2 separate regions of the Homo sapiens genome follow, and region 2 is linked to region 1. The links are chromatin contacts, found by Hi-C or POLR2A ChIA-PET in ENCODE. All regions are on one chromosome and are shown on one strand. The core of a region is the stretch at or near the end of the contact, and the rest is flanking DNA. Distances in the headings are between cores, read along the strand shown.

Region 1 (2,836 bases), core at 54-2,553:
AAAGGAAATTTGTCCTCATCAACTCTTTAGTTACCCTAAATTTTGCACAGTAAAAGCAGGAAAAATGCTTGGTTATTTTCTATTTACCAGTTTTCAGCGAAATGAGCTATTTCCTAGCTTCTCTAAACGTGTCCGATGAGGGTTTTTTTCCTGAGTAATTTTAAACCTGTAACTTCACAAATATTGATGTGCTTCAGTCTACTGCAGTTATTGATGCTTGAACTGTATTATCTTTACCTGGGTAAACAGAACTTCCTCCATTTAGTTATTGGGTACTTGTAACACTACCCCATCATATTCTAGGCTCAACCTGTTCTATGTAATATTTTTAATGATATCTCTCCATATTATCTTTTGTTCTATTTTTCAACTAGCTGACAAACAGCTAGGAGGCGTGGCTGTTGAGGCTTCCTGGATTCATCTTCCAGCTTTTACATTTTCTGCTACATGACTTGGGCAAGTTATTTAACTTAGCTCTGCAACAATTCCTTCATCTATAAAATGGGAATCATAATAATTGTACTTACCACAAGTTGTTAATAGAAGGATAAACTGAATTAATGTATGTAAAAACACTGAGCACAGTACCTCACACACAGCAAAAACTCAACAAATAGTAGTTATTTTCATTAGGTTTAATAAGACTGCTTTAGTGTGTCCTCTTTCTAAATTTTTCTAAGCATTATTGACACAGTTGTGATTATAATTTACATTTATTTGCTTCCTGACATTTTTTCTTGTAACAACATACACATTATATATGTTCCAACAAACATTTCAGAAACACAAATTCCAAAAATGCTGTAAAACTCTATTATGTGGTAAATACCATAATTTACCTAACCTACAAGCTCTCCCATAAAGACAGCTAATTTCCAACTTTCCCTAGTATTAATACAAATAACGCAGTAGTGACTATCTTTGTGGACAGAGGTTTTTGTTTTTCTTCTACATTTAGCATTATTTCTTTACTACAAATTTCCAAAAGCGAAATGACTAAGTTTTGACCAAATTTATTTCCCCATGGTTTGTAATCGATTCACATTTACGTTTTTAGTGTGGACTGAAAAATGTTTATCCACTGCCAATTATTTTTCATGCTCTTTTATACAATCCGATGACAAAATCAAGCCATTGAAATTGGTCAGCGCTATTGAAAAAATGGTGTAGTATGGTCACAGTCTCCTAGCAGTCTATGTACAGCAATGTCAGCCTAGCTTCGTTGAGTCAAACCAGGGAGATGGAGGGAAATTTTGGCTGCCACAGCCTTGAGTGCGGTGAAAAAAGAAAAAAAAGAAAGAAAAAGAAAACCAGCACTCTGAGTAATCTAGTAATTGGGTTCTGCCCTCTCATGAGCTGACAGGAGACCACAATCACGTGAAACAACCACCAAAGATGGTAACAGCTCAGCAAGAGTGACTTGGGCTTAACAGGTGCAGAGTCCTGGCTTGGAAAGGGAGCTTGGCTTACCAGGGCTCTGCTGCACTCTTGAACCTGGCTGCAGGGGTATGAAAGGGGCTGAAATCTGGCCCAACCCCTGCCAAGCAGTGAAGCTTAGTGTGGATATTACCCTTCCAGAAGGATCCTCCCAGAAAGAGCAGATTTTTGCCACTCATCTACCCAGGAGAGGTGCTACTTTCGAATTCACACAAAGGCTGTGTGTGCCACATAGGTTCCTGACATTCCTTTGAGTGAGAAGCCTTGATCTGACAGGAAGACAGCTAGAGAGTGCTTAACTGTTGCTTCTCCAGAGTCAATTCCTTGTGGAAACTTTCTGTCCCTGCACCTGTGAAATGTGCTTAATGGATTTTGGAGACCTACGGTAAGATGGAAGATGATAGTCCTCAAAGGCCAGGAATCCCAAGGTGTATTACTTGAGCCACTCCTAAACCCAACAAAATTTCCCTTCTAAATTGCTATCCGCTCCCAAATAAGTATCTTAATTTAGCTAATTTTGTAGCCTAATGGTGAAGCTACAGACGCTAAATGAGAAAAGCCTGGATTAGAATTCTGCCTTCACTAAAATAATATCTGTGTGATCTCACATTCCTCCTTATCTGCAGATTCAGGAAATAGAAGCACCTGCTTTCCACTTTTCAGGGTTGTTTTGAGGACTAAATGAGTCACTGTGCATAAAGTATTTGGTGTGTTTTAAGTATTCCATAAAGGTGGGCTCTCACTGTTATTGTGCATTTGAGCCACCTTTGCCTCCTACCCCTTGTTTTGGGTAGGGAGTGGGTTTCTTCCTCTTGTGATGGGAATATTTCCATTTACCTGTGTTATACAGTCTTGGTTCTGGGGTTTGCATGCTGAGTGTAGCAGGAAGGGAGGAGGAAGCACTTACTTCTAAAGGGCACAGAATAGTTGCCACCTTCGTTAGCTATTCCTTTTCTATTTCCTATTCACCCAAGAGGAATTCCATGCATCTCCTCGGGCGTCTAGCACCGCCAGCGAGCAAGAACACACACCTCATTCCCTCCGATTAAAATGAGTAAGGCAAAGGGATGAAATGTTCCTTTCGGCACTCACTCAGGTAAATTGGTTCTCAGTGTTTAAAAGGAGAGAGGGGGAACAAGAATGATGCTCTGTGCCAGAGTTCTGTGTTAAGTGCTTCCAGTCCTCTGGCAAAAGCAGACTGTGCATAGCCCCACCCAGGCTTGAGGAGACTTCTCCCCACAGCATCTGTTTAAAATAAAAATATTGCCGTATGTCAGAGGAAGGTTTGAACCTTCCCACTGCTCCTCTCTTGCTCCTTCTGTCATAATGGAGGTAGAAGATTTAATGACAACCTTCCATTCCAAGGAGGAGAGACTAGATTCAAATCCTGTGATGGGGA
Region 2 (2,713 bases), core at 116-2,615, 340 kb after region 1:
TTGATGAAATAGCAAAAGAAACAAGATGAGTTTAGAATACCATCATCCATTCCTGCTTCTTTTGAATCCATTTCCCTTATCTTTAGTGCAGAAAAGGAAACTGATTAGATACATTACTGTGTAGCAAAAGTTGTACTCAAATTTTGAAAGTGTTTCCCTCCTTTTTAAAAAACTAAATGTTTCTCTTTTTTAGAAAGTGAATTTTCTCTATTGAGAAGATACCATGACCACTAGGCAGAATTATATATTTAGTTGTGCTAGAGCACTGATGACTTCTTTTATGATGATTTTTTTAAATGTTTAAATATTCCTCATAAACCTGCAAAACTTAAGTGCTAGACTCTATAACGTTTCATAGTTAATAGACCCATTTGCAACAGCAATGAGAAAAATTTAAATTTAAGTCCAGACACGTCACATAAAATTATTGACTGGCTGGGCTGTGCACAGTGGCTCACGCCTGTAATCCCAGCACTTTGGGAGGCCGAGGCAGGCAGATCATGAGGTCAGGAGATTGAGACCATCCTAGCTAACACGGTGAAAACCCATCCCTACTAAAAATACAAAAAATTAGCCAGGCATGATGGCACGCGCCTATAGCCCCAGCTACTAGGGAGGCTGAAGCAGGAGAATCTGTTGAACCCAGGAGGCGGAGGTTGCAGTGAGCCGACATCGCACCACTACACTCAGCCTGGGTGACAGAGCAAGACTCTGTCTCAAAAAACAAACAAAAAAAAACCAACAATTATTGACGGGCTAAAATATTCTGGAAAATCTAATAAACTAAACATATTGATGTGAGCATGAACACAATATATATTGTAGATTTCTTGTTCCTATCACAAGCAAGTAACTTTAAGGGCAAAGCACACCAAAAAAAAAAAGCCTTTTACATAATTCAAAGCTGTCCATACTTTCTTTTATCCTCTTCCATTCTTTTTTATTATTTTTTTTTAATTTTTATTTATTTATTTTTTATTATACTTTAAGTTTCTAGGGTACATGTGCACAACATGCAGGTTTGTTACATATGTATACATGTGCCATGTTGGTGTGCTGCATCCATTAACTCGTCATTTACATTAGGTATATAACAGTATCTTCAAGACAAGGGGAGGAAGGGAAGACACACTGCAATATACATCTGGACATATTTTAAAGATATTCACGATAGAAGAAAGCACAAATTAATGAATAAACAATTGGATAGATGACGTGCCTTGTTTGATGTGAGAACACTTAATAAAAGGTTAAAATTAATGAGCTAAGGGAAGAAAACATGGCTAAAAGGGCTGGTAGCTCTGTAAGGGTGGGGACAGGGCGGGGAACAGAGTCAGGGAGACAAACAGGATGCTGGGAGGTGAGAAATAAGGGTGGGGAGTAGTGGGCAATCTCAAGAGGAACTAACAAGGCCGTTGCTTATAGTTACCCAGAAAACCTACGAACAATAACAGACAAGCAGATGCAGCTCAGAAAGAAACAGCGGAGCAGCTAGAAGCCCCTCCTGCTGAGACAACGCACCAGACACGTTAATGGTGTTTGGGGGCTGCAGGTCATCTCTCACATACTCACATCCACAACTGCTGACACCTCTGTTTCCCGTCGAATCAACAGATCCTGGCAAAAGACCCCCAGAGAGGATGAATGGACCTTGATCCAGGAGTTTTAATATATTCCTATCTCTTCAGAAATAGGAACTTCGGCTCTACTCATTCTAGTTTGCTGGCTTTTCTATTTTTGGTTTTGGTGGGTTTTTTTTGTTTTGTTTTGTTTTTTGTGTTTGTTTTTAGCTTTTCTTCTTTGGAAAGGTTTGTCAAGTAAATACTGTTACGTGTCATTTTGAAGAGGAAATTCCAGTTCCAAGAACCAGCACAGGTCCAACTATCCAAGCAGTCTTTAAAAAGCCAAAGAGTCGGCCGGGTGCAGTGCCTGCAATCCCAGCACTTTGGGAGGCCGAGGCAGGCGGATCACAAGGTCAGGAGTTGGAGACCAGCCTGGTTAACATAGTGAAACCCTGTCTCTACTAAAAACACAAAAACTAGCCGGGTGTGGTGGGACATGCCCATAATCCCAGCTATTCGGGAGGCTGAGGCAGGAGAATCACTTGAAGCTGGGAGGAGGAGGTTGCAGTGAGCTGAGATCATGCCACTGCACTCCAGCCTGGGCGACAGAGCTAGACTTCATCTCAAAAAAAAAAAAAAAAAAAAAAAAAAAACCCACAGTCAATAAAAGACGTTTGCCTTCTCTCACTGCCCTTGATTCCTAGAGCCTCCCTCTTCACCACCTCCTGCCCCGCTAGACTCAGCCCCCTTCAAAATCCCAATCAAAGGACTGCACCTCTGGCTCTGAGGTGCTTTCAAAGGGCCAACTTGCAAAACTGTGCTTCAGATCTGACACTTAATCATACACAACTTGCCCGTTTCTTTCTTTCTTAGCGGTTTTTTTTTTTTTTTTTTTTGAGACAGTCACTCTGTCGCCCAGGCTGGAGTGCAGTGGCACAATCTCGGCTCACTGCAAAGTCGCCTCGCAGGTTCAAGCGATTCTTCTCCCTCAGCCTCCGGAGTAGCTGGGATTATAGACACGTGCCACCACGCCCAGCTAATTTTTGTATTTTTAGTAGAGACAGGGTTTCACCATGTTAGCTAGGCTGGCCTCGAACTCCTGACCTCAAGTGATCCACCACCTCAGCCTCCCAAAATGCTGGGATTACAGG

What was found. A loop is a pair of places that touch in the nucleus more often than their neighbours do. ChIA-PET counts read pairs that join two places held with the same protein, here RNA polymerase II (POLR2A). Pooled maps may share reads with other maps.
Region 2: a loop to region 1 is called in a pooled map, with 2.9 times the contacts of the local background. The contact joins two enhancer-like sites. A Hi-C loop is called at or near these places in 36 of 168 maps with a recorded cell type or tissue (A673, B cell, CD4-positive, alpha-beta memory T cell and 28 more), 15 of 37 single-sample maps with no recorded cell type and 35 of 50 pooled maps. POLR2A ChIA-PET finds 5 or more read pairs at or near these places in 35 of 52 experiments (A549, A673, AG04449 and 27 more).

The regions. Positions count from the first base shown.
Region 1 is chr4:38,309,273-38,312,108 of GRCh38, forward strand. No RefSeq gene overlaps it. Among named protein-coding and RNA genes, the nearest start is that of LINC02513, 56 kb to the right of the region's middle. RefSeq lists enhancers at 1,133-1,262, 1,273-1,432. Within about 2 kb of position 1,304, at least 6 of the 41 ENCODE cell types and tissues checked have a DNase peak (open chromatin) inside an H3K27ac peak, as active enhancers do; they include CD8-positive, alpha-beta T cell, where a contact is called at or near this core.
Region 2 is chr4:38,653,051-38,655,763 of GRCh38, forward strand. All of the region lies in intron 1 of KLF3-AS1 (KLF3 antisense RNA 1), which reads right to left. Among named protein-coding and RNA genes, the nearest start is that of KLF3, 9.8 kb to the right of the region's middle. Within about 2 kb of position 1,366, at least 4 of the 41 ENCODE cell types and tissues checked have a DNase peak (open chromatin) inside an H3K27ac peak, as active enhancers do; they include CD8-positive, alpha-beta T cell, where a contact is called at or near this core.